Linked DNA regions of Homo sapiens: region 2 is linked to region 1. Evidence: chromatin contacts called from ENCODE Hi-C or POLR2A ChIA-PET data. All regions are on one chromosome and are shown on one strand. The core of a region is the stretch at or near the end of the contact, and the rest is flanking DNA. Distances in the headings are between cores, read along the strand shown. Region 1 holds the start of RGS2 (regulator of G protein signaling 2). Region 2 has its middle 110 kb from the start of LINC01031.

Region 1 (6,398 bases), core at 2,635-5,134:
CCTCTCTCAAGTGGAAAAAAGCACATTTCTGGATTTAAGTCTAAGAAACGAAAGCGCACTTCTTTTGACTTTATCATTACCTAAAGTAACAGATTCTTTGTTGGCCAAATGAAGGCATGAAAATCAGGAAAATTCTGAGATTTTCTATTGATACATTATGGAAGGGAACAATTTCAGGTATGTATCTTGGAAGCCCATGCTGGTACTTGTGGGGGAGCTTGGAACCAATGGAAAGTAAATAAAGACAGGCATACATTGACCTTATTTGGCTTCTTTCTTCATTTGAGAAGCTTAATTATGTGAATAATTTTTGTGCTTGTCTCCATTACATTTACTTCTCATATTTAGCTGGTACTTAGATACAGAATCCTTTAGATCAGTGTTTCATTAACAAGCTTGATTTTTTTTTAAGATTAGAAAGCATAAATGCAGTGGTTCTAAGGATGTGACTTCCTTAGGTCTGCATAATGCTTATAGGTTTTAAAAAAAGAATTATCTGTCTGCAACTATCATTTCTCAGTTCTGAAGACTGTCAATTCTCACTGGGCAGGCACAAAAACTGAAATGTCTTTTACTATAAAGATGTTTTCCCTTTATCTGCCACATTTCCAGTTATCAAAAATAAAATCACATCTAGACTCCAAGTGTTCAATATTATTTATCAAAATAAATTTATTAAAAGTATTCAAAGACCACTTCAAAGTGTAGCTGCCTTCAAGACAGATTTTTGGCACTCATAACGGACACTGCAGTTTTCAACACCATAGCACTCATTCTATTTCACACATCATTTTTAACAATGCAAACACGGACCATTTCAGTTTTAGCATTACATGAGACAACAGTACTGATGATCTGTGGTCATAAGAACTTCAATACCGTTGCACATAGTAAACACTTCACTGTTACTGAATCCTAAACTAAAACTACTATGTGGTAACATGGATCGATTTAGGGAAAGATGTACAACCAGCTACCTAAGGCCACATAATCCCAGATCTATTGATTTTAAATGCTTTTGGACCAACAGTATTACATTGTCTCTTTCATCATCTTACATTCCTGCTTTTCAGAGTGAGACACCACGTTCAGACCACCTATTCCCTTCTTGCGTTCTGTACACAGTGAGGGAAGCTGTTCTGATACCAGCTTCTCCTAGTCAGTTACTGGCTTCCTGATTCACTACCCAACTTTGAATCAATAGTTCTGAGTGATGTTTCCTGAACACCCAGGCTGAATTCAAGGTCAGTCTTTATGGCAGGTCACAGTCCTTCCCCTCAGGAAAAAGAATGAAATGTCCTCCATTTCTGGGCTCCCTTTTACATTTCATGTAGCATGAGGCTCTGTGGTGATTTGTGGCTTTTTACACAAGTCCTGGTAGAATTCTGACTCCAAGAAACGAGGATAAGAGTTGTTCTCCATCAAGCTGTATACCCTTTTCTGGGCAGTTGTAAAGCAGCCACTTGTAGCTTCTTGTATATTCTGGGCAATCAGAGTTTTGGTTTGAAAATCTATGTTTATCTGAAATAAAACAAAAAAGTTGTTTATTTGGTATTCAGAGTTAAAGATTAAAATTTAGTATTTGAAAACAAAAAATAAAAATTATGTGTGATTAGCTTTACTAGCTAAGTCACAGGAGAACTTTAACATAACTGAAAGCTACAACGTGGAGGGACTTTTTACCCCTCCTAGCCCGCTTTGTCCTTGATTACTTTGTTTCACTTTTGTGCTAAAGATGTCCAGATTGTGCTGAAATTAGGAACTTGTTTCCTTACCTCTTTTGGAGCTTCCTTTTCTATGAAGTCAGTATATATTTTCCTTGCTTTTGAGGACAGCTTTTGGGGTGATTTGGTTTTTTTGAAGTCTTCACAGGCCAGCCAGAATTCAATATTTTCTTCACAGAATTCCGACTTTAAAAAAGCCCTGAATGCAGCAAGACCATCTGAAGGGGGGAGAAAAGAGAGCATGCAGAATGTGAAGAACTGAGAGACCAAATGATTCCTTATGTTTCTCCTATCCCTCACATTTTAATTATTTCTAAATGAATTTTCTAGATTTCGCTCAAACCTGTAATTCTCAAAATTTAGCTTTTTAAAGACTAAGATACCAGTAGGCAAAAGGCTTATGTTGGCACTCTGCTGCAAAAATATAAGTACTTTGCTGTCAATGCAAAGTAAATATTTATAGGGGAGCCATAAATTCTCTGGGAACTAAGCCTCTTGAAAACATTGTATGCAATGGAAAAACTGACTCAACCTTAACTATAAGCAACTGCCACTTTAATTTGTTTAGGCTGATTTTCTTCCCCACCTGGAGAGAATATATGCATTTATTTGTTAAACCCTGGGAAATAAAGGAAAGAAAAACAGGCTTTATCCTATAGTGACTGCAGTCTAATCCCCCTCAGGCAAGCTGCTCTTTTGTTAGGTGGACGCAGCCTTTCCAGGCTTTTGCGATGTTAGCAATGGCTCAAGCTCAAGAGTTAACTTACATTTGCTGGCTAGCAGCTCGTCAAATGCTTCTGACCACAGCTGTGCTTCCTCAGGAGAAGGCCTGCAAGAGAGGTTCTGTATGTTAGCTTACGCACATCAGAGTTCCCCTTTTCAGTTCAGCAGCTAACTATTGATATTTGCAAGCACAGGATTCTCAACTTACTTGATGAAAGCTTGCTGTTTGCTTTTTTTGCCGGTTTTGGGCTTCCCAGGAGTAGAGGAATTTTGTAAGAAGTAGCTCAAACGGGTCTTCCAATCTTTTAAACTAAAACAAAAAATTAAAAAGATAATTACTAACTAGCAACACTTGAATATGCTACTGCAGCTGAACGCATTTTTACCAAATAAAGTCACCCAGTAACTAGAGACAAACCGCATAAGGCAAAGCAAGAACTCTTCAAATAAGTCTTATCCACCTAACATTTAAACCTCATGTACTGAGCAGTTTCGTCCATTAATCTGACCGTATCTACTAGTTTTACAACTAAGGGCAGGGCTACCTATAATCACTAGGGTATTTTAAAGAATTGTTAATGAATTTAGTTCAAAAGGCAGACACTATTTCTGGCTCACAAAGGGCATCAGTTTGTTTGCAAGGTTAATTACAATTCCGAGACGTTTTGCACTTTAATGAAAAGGACAGACATGGAACTGTCTGGAGCCGGCCCACGCTTCTCTCTTTAGAGCAGGAGGTTCTGGACCACGCCAGAGACTGTACAAAGAGGTGGGTGACTGATTCCCCTGCGCTCTTCCTTCCCCACCTACGACACTTCTTTTAAGCAGACGCTGCATAACAATTATTTGTTCCACATTCGGACTGGGTGAGATCTGCTCTATAATTAAAAAACAAAAATGGATTTTAAACGAGTATATTCAGAACCAGCAAGAGCATCACCTTCCAGTAGCTGTGTAAGCTGATGAGAACTCATCATGCAACGTATGAATGCTGGGGACGCGCTTCAGCCGCAGGATTCTGATGTCATTTTGAATGCAGGAGGACAAAAAGCCAACCCGCAATTTCTTAGCGCATCAACCACCGCCCTCATATCAACTGTCTCCCTCGGTTCTTAAACTGTACCCGAGCATCACCCAGATTTAACCTTACTTAACAAATTGACCTTTTCGATTTTTTTTCCCTGCATAGGCTCAGGCTAGTTTCCTAACGTCAAAGGCGAGCCCGAAAGTACCGCGTTTGCAGCTTGCAGTGTGGGGCAGGGGGTGGCGGGAGAGGGAAGAAAGCCATACTCACAGGGTCCGTTTCATCTTTTCTCGCTTCTCCTCGCTCTTGTGGCCACTGCCTGCGCTCTTGTCCATGGGTCTGCAGTCGTGTTGAACAGCCAAGAACATAGCACTTTGCATTATCGTTCTCCCGCTGGAGCCCCGGCTGTTTGCGGCTGGGCGTGCGTCGCAGCATTTATGAGGCCTCGGCTTGGGGGCGGGGCCTCGCGGCTCCGGCCCCGCCTCAAGAGGACGCGGATTGGTCGGCTGCAGACTGGCACGGGGATGGGTCAGCGCCCGCCGGCGGCAGTCACGGCTGCTGCCGAAGGGTCTCGAAGCCGGGGCGCTGCTGACGTCTGCGGCCCCGGCTTCTTGCGCACTCGGGCCACATAGCAGCGGCCAGCTGGGGCAGGTGTGGGAGCAGATGGAGAGTCTTCAGTGTGGGCCGCTGCGCACGACCTTTTGCTGAAGCGTGGCGGCCGGGCGGGCTCGAGGGCTTTGCGACGGAGGGAGGGAGCCGAAGTTGGCGGCGGCCCGGCGGGGGCGCCGGCGCTCCCTCACCCACCCTGACGGGCTCCCCAGCCCGAGGCCAGAGCGGCGATTCCCTGGCAGGAGGAGGTCGCCCGCCACGAGGCCGGAGTGCAGTGGCCTGATTTCGAATGAAGAGTGGGATTTTTCTTCCTTTTTTGAGCGCGTTCCCTGACCCCGCGCCTCATTTCTTGTTTGCTGTCCTGCTGTAGGACTCATTCGACACCCCCTGGTCTGTGAACTGAGGCAATGGGGAGACCCTCGCCCGTTTCTCTCTGCCACTTAACTTAAGGAAGGAGTAACCTGAAACGTTGATTGCCCAGGGGCAGGGTGGGATCTGCTCTGCAGCTTGCTGGGGCGTCTTGGAACACTTTGAGAATGAACATTAGGGATTGAACAAGAGAAAGTGACTTTATCAGAAGACAGTGCTTTAATTGGGTTTGCATTTTTGATCACTACTAGGCACGTGGCTGGGTCTGTCTATAGGGTCATTCCTCAGGAGTCCTTGGTCACATCTCCTGCCAAAATAGAAATCACAGATTTCCTTATGGTGGGAGAGAAAGCTGCAGACATAGAGATTTCATAGCTGTAATGCACCAGAATCAGTGAGTTCAAGGAGTCAGGATTTCCTCATGAGTCATTCTTGTTGAGTTAGGATTTACCAGAACATTTAATAACTGGCAAAAAGTAGGGGGGAGAATGAGTTAACAGTTTCCTTGATTAAGTTTTATTTGTTAATTCTTCAAGTATCATCTCTACTCCTGAAGGTTTTAAAACGACTTGATTGGTAAAGACAAATAGATTACCTCAACCACAAAATGAGTTGATTTCGGATAATATTACCAGAACTAGCCAGTGAAATGTTTAAGCGGCTTTGCAACCAAGCTGCAGATATTCTCTCTACTTTGTATTCGACTTCTTAAAAGGAAATTGGAAATAATTAATATATTCTTACGGTGAGCTGCCAGTAGTTGGAGCTCCAAGTTTGACTTGGAGGGCAAAACCTGCAGTTATTATTTAAGACAACAGTTGTGGACTTTATTGTGGAAAGGAAAATCGTGTAGATTTCAGTAATAGATACTTTGAAACATGCTTGTTAACTCTAGGAATGCCATTTTTTCTTAAGCATATGCTCTTCCTCTCCTATGCTTTGCATAATAGTCCTACATCTATTTTCACTTTCTGATGACTCAATACGTATTTATCAGCTGTCTGTAATACGCAGACACTTGCTTTTTCTCACCACTGTAAACCTCAATATATTTTATACTTAGAACCTTAGATGTTAGAATTTACTCATAGACAGTTAAATTCGCTGGCAGGCCAGGAGTTCTGACAAAGAGGCAGCAGAGAGAGAGAGCTGGACTTCTGTCAGGAGACCCAGTTAGAGCCTGGGCTTATCCAGTAAATGCTAAGTAACTGTTGGGACACTAGCTTCACACCTCTTTGAGTCCCAGTTTCTCATCTGTAATAAGAGTAACATGTATTTTCTTGCCAGCCTCATAGGATATTATGTGACTCTTACATGAAAGGTCTTTTCTAAGCTCTAAAGTACTGTACGGAAGTTTATTACTGATTTGCATATGTGTGGCAAAAGGAAATGTTCAAATCATAGCTGTTCAAGATGGAAAAAATCGTACGAGGATTAACTCAGACGTAATTAGGTTATAAATATGTAGGTACTATTAAATATCAAGATGTTTCAATTTGTAGGTACACAAATACACAAGATACACAAATTTGTAGAAGATTAAGCTCATTATAGATATTTAATAAATGCTCACTGGATAATACGTAGGAAAAATAAGGAAACTGATTAACATTTAAACTTTTCAGGCTGGGTATTGTGGTTCATGCTGGAAATCCCAGCACTTTGGGAGGCTGAGGCAGGTGGAAGGCTTGAGCTCAGAAGTTCGAGGTTCAAGCATTCAAGTTACAGTGAGCTATGATTGTGCCATTGCACTCCAACCTGAGTGATAGAGTGAGACCCTGTCTCTTAAAATAATAATAATAATTAATTACACTTTTCAGATATCTCCAAGCCAAGGAAGTTTAATCATCTCAATATATTAATGAAAGTGAATATACATGTACCTGCATAAGCAACTGGTTTAAATATAGATTATTCTTGATGTTTTTGTGTTTAATATAATTCTTTGC
Region 2 (6,391 bases), core at 2,106-4,605, 610 kb before region 1:
TCTCTACTAAAAATACAAAAATTAGCCAGGCGTGGTGGCACATGCCTGCAATCCCAGCTACTCAGGAGGCTGAGGCAGGAGAATCACTTGAACCCGAGAGGCTGAGGTTGCAGTGAGCTCAGATCATGCTATAGCATTCCAGCCTGTGTGACAGAGTGAGATTCCATCTGAAAAAGTAAATGAATAAAATAAAATAAAAATAAACAAACACAGTCATCAAGTGAGCAAGGTGTTGCTTCAGTGTCAATAGGGACGCCCTGGATATGAGGCAAGAGGCATAGGAGGCAGGCTGGAAGTGAGAGGTTGTTCGGTCATGGCTCAGTGAGGTTAGTTAGAGCCTATGCAGGGCTGGTCACGGGGGAGGTGACAGAACAAGTAGCCACACTCTTTAGAGACAAGTGAGGTTGTCTGATTCTGGAAGAGCACAGAAGGGGTGCTAGATTAAGGGGGTAAGTATTAGAAAAAGCTAATAGAATTAAATAGAATTGCCCATGAAGAAACAAAATAGAGGTAGTGAAGATTAGGCTAGGACTCTTAAAATGTAATTTTATTTTTAAACTCATGTATATGCATTATTATATTAAAAACACAAACTTAAAAATGCTTAGAAGTATCTTACATAGTAGGATTCTTTATTCCAGACACTTGGTTACAGCATTGTAACTGAGAATTGCTTTTAATTTTCACAAAGCCAAAATCAAAGTGGTTGTTGTTGTTGTTATTTTTAACTTTAGGCCATTTCTATTTCCATGCTACTAACATACTGAATGTAATCAATTACCAAAATTCATAAAGTCAGCCAACAATTCTCAAATTTTTCAGTCTAAGAGTTCCTTTATACCCCTAAATTTCTATAGGTTTTATTTATTGGCATTTGCCATGTTAGAAAATAAAATGGAGACTTTTAAAAATATTTTGTTTATTGATTCACTTTAAAATAACAATGTAAACCCATTGTATGATGTCATAAGTAATATCTGTTTTCAAAAAATAACCACATTTTCCAAAGCAAAATACTTGAGTGAGAAGAGCGGCATTGACAAGCACTTTTACAATACTCTTTACCTTCCAGCTTAATCATAAACAGTTTATTCGTTATATCTGCTTCTATATTCAGTTTGTTGTAATATGTTGATTGGTTAAAATCTATGAAAAAAAGAAACATGGCCTCACACAGATATGTTGTTAGAAAAGGAAAGGGTATTTTAATAGCCTTTTCAGGTAATTGTGTTTATTCTTCTTTGATAATACACCATAATGTGACATTGAAAACCACATCCATGAACTTTTTGTATTCTATTACATTAAAAATCATTAGTCCATTTGGCACTTTAAACAGACCTTTTTGTTAACCATGCATTGATCACATGAAAGGTATCTGTTCACTGAACTATTTAGGCCTTCCAAATGTTGATCCATTTCATCACATTGTCAAAAAATCACATTCGTTAATACCACCACCTGTCTCACTGGAAAAGTCTTTAGGTACTGGGAAACTGACTACCTTATGGTGATAAATACTAGTTTTCCAAATTTCTAATTTTTGTGTGGAAGCTCAAATATTTTTATTGACAACAACAAAAAAATATCAGTTCCTTTTTTAAAATGACCTGCTCGCTTCATTTATTTTTATGAAAATGTCTGCCAAATAAATTAGGATAACCCTAGTTTACCTGTCAGTTGTCCCTTCAAGTGAAAATGACATGCCATGAAAAAAGCAGCTAGTTTAGCTTGCAATTCAGACATACATAAGCGCTTTTCTTCAAAACAGCCATCACACGTCACACTATGAAACCAAAGGACTTTCTTCCTACCTCCCATTTTGTTATACAGAAAGTTAAAATGACATACACACAAAGGTTGAGATCTAATAAAACTAATAATCTTTACTGCTTCCTAAAGATACTTTTCAGCGTCCCTGGCATTTTTTTTAACTGTAAATGTATGGTGAAGAAATACAATGACTTCTAGTTTAGTTTGGTGCCACTGCCTTGATTCACGCTAAGGTGCCAGTAGTTTTACCCACCCTTGTTTTTTCACCCTGACTGCAAATGTCAGCTCAGTGAAAAAGGTAAACAATGTTGTTAGCATTATTATGAAAATAGCTTTAAACTCTAAAACACTCAGAAAGGATCTAAGAGACCCATAGAATACACGGACTGAACTTCGAGAACTACTAATGTATATACTAAGTATCATAAATCATTACAAGCAAAAATCCTCACTTTTTTTTTGCCAGACTGAAGTAAGAATTGAGCTAAGCATTCAAAGCTGTCATAAATATGTATGATGCCTTAGACTGTACACAGGCAGTAGGATGAGATACTAATGACACTTGATCACAGCTCAGAGAACATGAGTTCTAGTGCTATAATTCACAAGTCACAGGACCATTGATTAGTCAATTGTGCTCCTCCGAGTGTCATTCTCCCCATTTCTATCTTGAAGATGATACAGCCTACTCCTTAGGGTTATTGGATAGACTAGAGCTACTCAAAGTATGGTCCCTGAACCATCAGCATCATAGGAAAATAGAAAGTGTGGGAAAGCACCTGGGAATTTGTTAGAAATGGAAAATCTAGGGTCTCAACCCACATGTGTTGACTCAGAATCTCTGGGAGTGGGGCACAGGAATCTCTCTCAGGCTTTACTAATGATTCTTGCTCATATCCAACTTTGAGAAGTACTGATATGGACCATGCACGATAAAGGACTGGAAAATGTGAACACTACACAAATTTATGTTATTATGATAATAAGAAAAAAAGGCTTTCCAGGCAAAATAACTACATAAAGATTGCTACTTTAGTCGTATTTGTTTGTATCATCTGTAGTCAGGTAGCGCTAATCTAACTGTTGGTATCAAAGATATATGTGTTTCATAGAAATGAATTTAAAAATGCAAAGCCAAGAAAAAGTGTAGAGTTAGGGGAGATAGCAAAAGGTATGCGTGGAAAAACAGTAGGAAATAATGCTGAATGTGGTTAAAATATAAAATGAGATGTTTATACTTTATACAATAGGCAATAAGGAACCATTACAGATTCTTCCATTTTAAAGTGACATAATGAAAGACTGTTTTAGGAAATCAGTTCGCTAACCATACGTGGTGCAGAATGAATTGAAAGGGGAAAAGACAGGAAGGCAAGAAGTATTTCATGAAACCATACATTTTTCCTCCCCATAGAATAAAAAAATTCTCTGATGAATTTGGACAAGATTCACACAGTCCTAGGCATTTGTCTGATAGGAGTGAAACCAAGGTAAAGAAAAGTATGAGTATATGATGTGTTCATCACTTACCCCACACATAACTTTATTTCCAGCACTTTCACTTTCCCTTTCTTTCAGTTCCAAGTCTTCTGCTAATTCACTGCTCTCAAACTCCTGTCTCTCACTTGCCTGTCTCCCAACCTGCTCTCCTTTATTCAGCAGCCCGAGGTCTTCTCCTGTTAATGAAGAACAGCTTTTCTCTATTTCCTTTCCTTTAAGCCCCTATACCTACTAAAATTTCTAAATGACAAGAAAGTTTTGCAAGAATTTCTGTGCTAAAGGAGAGGAGAAATGTAAAAGCTACATGTCCCAGTCAGATCCTGCTTCTCTTCCCAGACATATAGGGAGTTATCAACAGCTTTTTCAAGCTAATGCTTCCATGTCAGCATCAGAAAAAGAAAAAGTTGGAAGTTAAGAAGGGAAAATAAAATGAAAACGAGATAGAAGCAATGTCTCTGCAATTCAGCCTTGGAAAAGATGAACAAGTCAAAAACGAGGACCTTGGAGCTGAAGTTGAGTTTATCTGTTTGTGTGTACAGGGGACAGAACCAGGTCAGAATGTCCTGGTGGGATTTATCTGTCCTGGAATAGAATTACCGTGAGTAAAACTAAAAGCATTTAATGCAAAGTTTGGATAGCAATGGTTGAAGAAGTCCCTCAGGTTTGACCCTTAATTAAGGGAAGCTAATTACATAAACAAAATATTATCTGAAGTGATCCCTGTCACAAGCATTCAATTAATGTGTATTTCTGGCTGCAACTACATCAGAAAGTGGACGTTAAAAAGATTTAGGGCCAGGTGTCGTGGCTCATGCCTATAATCCCAACGTTTTAGGAGGCCAGGGCGGGTGGATTGCTTGAGTTCAGGAGTTCAAGACCAGCCTGGGCAACATGGCAAAACCCCATCTTTACAAAAAATACAAAAATCAGCCAGGCATGGTGGAGCATCCCTGTAGTCCCAGCTACTTGAGAGGCTGAGGTGAGAGAATCACTTGAGCCCTGGAGGTCGAGCCTGCAGTGAGTCATGATCATGCCACTGCACTCCAGACTGGCAACAGAGCAAGAACTTGTCTCAAAAAAAAAAAAGAAAGAAAGAAAGAGGAAGAAGAAGAAGATTTAGAGCAAGGCAGAACTTCAGCATCACAGACAGGGGAGGAGTAACTTGAAAGTGTGGGGGATTTCAGCATCTTTCACAGTGCATCAGGCTTCATACCTTTTCTTAATTTAGACTGAATACAAGCATGCAGATTCAGTTAAGTGAGGTGTTATTATGAGATCCAAAGCTTTTTAAATGCTACCTAAAATTTTTGGATGAAAAACTCAATGAAAAGGCAATTTATTTATAGCAGTATCATATATAAGGAAAATGAAACTCTTTAGAAAATGCTTGAGAATCTTTCATTTAACTGTTTGAATTCAAAACAAGACCTATTTATTGGAATGAAACCATGGTAATATTAACATAGACTATAATCAATTTGGTCCTATTTTTATTCGTTCATAGATAATATCTAGCACAGTTCTAGATAACAAAGCTACCAGAATGAACAGGGCATAATATAGCTTATGGGGTTTATACTCTAGTAAAGGAAATGGGGGAAAGATGTAAACACATAACCATAAATATACAACAATATGAAGTAAATTGTAAATGGCAAATAGAAAAAAAAGGGGGGGCTAAGATACAGAAGAACTGAGGGGTGAGTTTAAATAAAGTAGTTAGGGGAAACATCTCTAAAAGGATATTAAATCTGCGACCTAACAATGAGAAACTATCCATGCAAATAGTAGAGAGAAGCTCTCTCCTGCCAAGAAAACAGCAGGGGATTGGTAGAGATGTTTTCAAAGACCTAAGAAAAGACAAGTGTGACTGAAACATGGTGTGCAAAGAGGAGAGGGGCAAAGGATGAGAGAAAGTGTGGGGCTCAGGCCATGAGAGCCTTCTAAGCTGCGCTGTTAAGAGACAGTGGAGAAAAATGAGGACAGAAATCGGTGGACTTGGCAACTTCGATGTAATGGGTAATGTGAATTACAGCAGATTCAGTGAAATAATAATGTCTGGAATCTCACTGGTGTTAGTAGGAGAGAAAGGCAGTAACGGAAGAGAGATTCACATCTTTGTCTCTCTTAAAGCTGTGAAGTGGGAGCTGAGGATGGAGAGATGGCTGATAGGAATATAGGGACCCAGGAAGTTTGGGTTTTGTTTTTGCCAAAGACAAAGATCACAGCATGTGTGTGTTTGTTCTGATAGGATTGCAGTGGTCCAGGGGAGAGGCAAAGGATAATGGAAAGCAGGAATGGGGTCCAGAGCACAAGGGAAAGATTAGATATAAGGGAAAGCACAAGATAGAAAAAGAGATTGCGTGAACACAGGTCAAGGTGTGGATTTACCGGTGGAAGGTTTGGAAACACTGTCCTCTACCATCCTCATCTCCTCCTAACCCCATAATCCCTGAGCCACTCCTTTAACTCATCTAATCTTTACCTATTGAAACTCTTTCTAGATTTAAATCATCAACACATCTTATCTGCTTGAAAATATCCGTGAATTCCACGTAAAAGTTATTTTCCTAAATCCACAAGTGTTTACAAAGATTGTACTGCCAATTCAATACAGAGGCCTTTTAACAGCATAGTCCTATAATTTTACTTATGGAACATAATGTGACAAGCAAAATATTTTAAGATGAAAGATAAATGTTTTGGCCACCTTTAGGTGGCCAAAAAAGTGGCAAGATCCAAAATCATTGCATAAGTTTTCTGTACATTCTTCCTAGTATCATTTAATGATATTATTAGGGTCTCATTATATGCTTTTTCACCCATGCTACTTCCACTTTTTATGTGTGGCATTCAAATTATTTCTTGAATAATATCCCCAGTGCTTCACAGAATGTGTCTCTGCACTAGAAATGTGTTTCTATATTCATATATCCCTTCATTTATTTTCCACTACTCAATTAAGAAAGAAATAATAGGAGACATAACATAAAGCACATTACTGTGCCTTGTCCAACTGAGTAGATAGATCACTTTCAAATATAGTAGCAAATGCTGTATTAGTATAAAAGAGCTTTTAACTTTTCAAATCCAAATGCCCTGAGTTATTTTAAGCTCT

Evidence for each region. A loop is a pair of places that touch in the nucleus more often than their neighbours do. ChIA-PET counts read pairs that join two places held with the same protein, here RNA polymerase II (POLR2A). Pooled maps may share reads with other maps.
Region 2: a loop to region 1 is called in a map of naive thymus-derived CD4-positive, alpha-beta T cell, with 24 times the contacts of the local background. The contact joins the enhancer-like site here to the promoter of RGS2 in region 1. A Hi-C loop is called at or near these places in 2 of 168 maps with a recorded cell type or tissue (both naive thymus-derived CD4-positive, alpha-beta T cell) and 8 of 50 pooled maps. POLR2A ChIA-PET finds 5 or more read pairs at or near these places in 1 of 52 experiments (CD4-positive, alpha-beta T cell).

The regions. Positions count from the first base shown.
Region 1 is chr1:192,806,525-192,812,922 of GRCh38, reverse strand. RGS2 (regulator of G protein signaling 2) reads right to left here and starts at 3,884. Exons shown (of 5, transcript NM_002923.4): 1 at 3,742-3,884; 2 at 2,656-2,757; 3 at 2,492-2,553; 4 at 1,776-1,942; 5 at 648-1,521. The coding sequence starts at 3,851. The coding sequence ends at 1,327. RefSeq lists silencers at 2,631-2,690, 4,198-4,407, 5,344-5,433 and an enhancer at 3,648-3,867.
Region 2 is chr1:193,415,560-193,421,950 of GRCh38, reverse strand. No RefSeq gene overlaps it. Among named protein-coding and RNA genes, the nearest start is that of LINC01031, 110 kb to the right of the region's middle. Within about 2 kb of position 3,355, at least 7 of the 41 ENCODE cell types and tissues checked have a DNase peak (open chromatin) inside an H3K27ac peak, as active enhancers do; they include CD4-positive, alpha-beta T cell, where a contact is called at or near this core.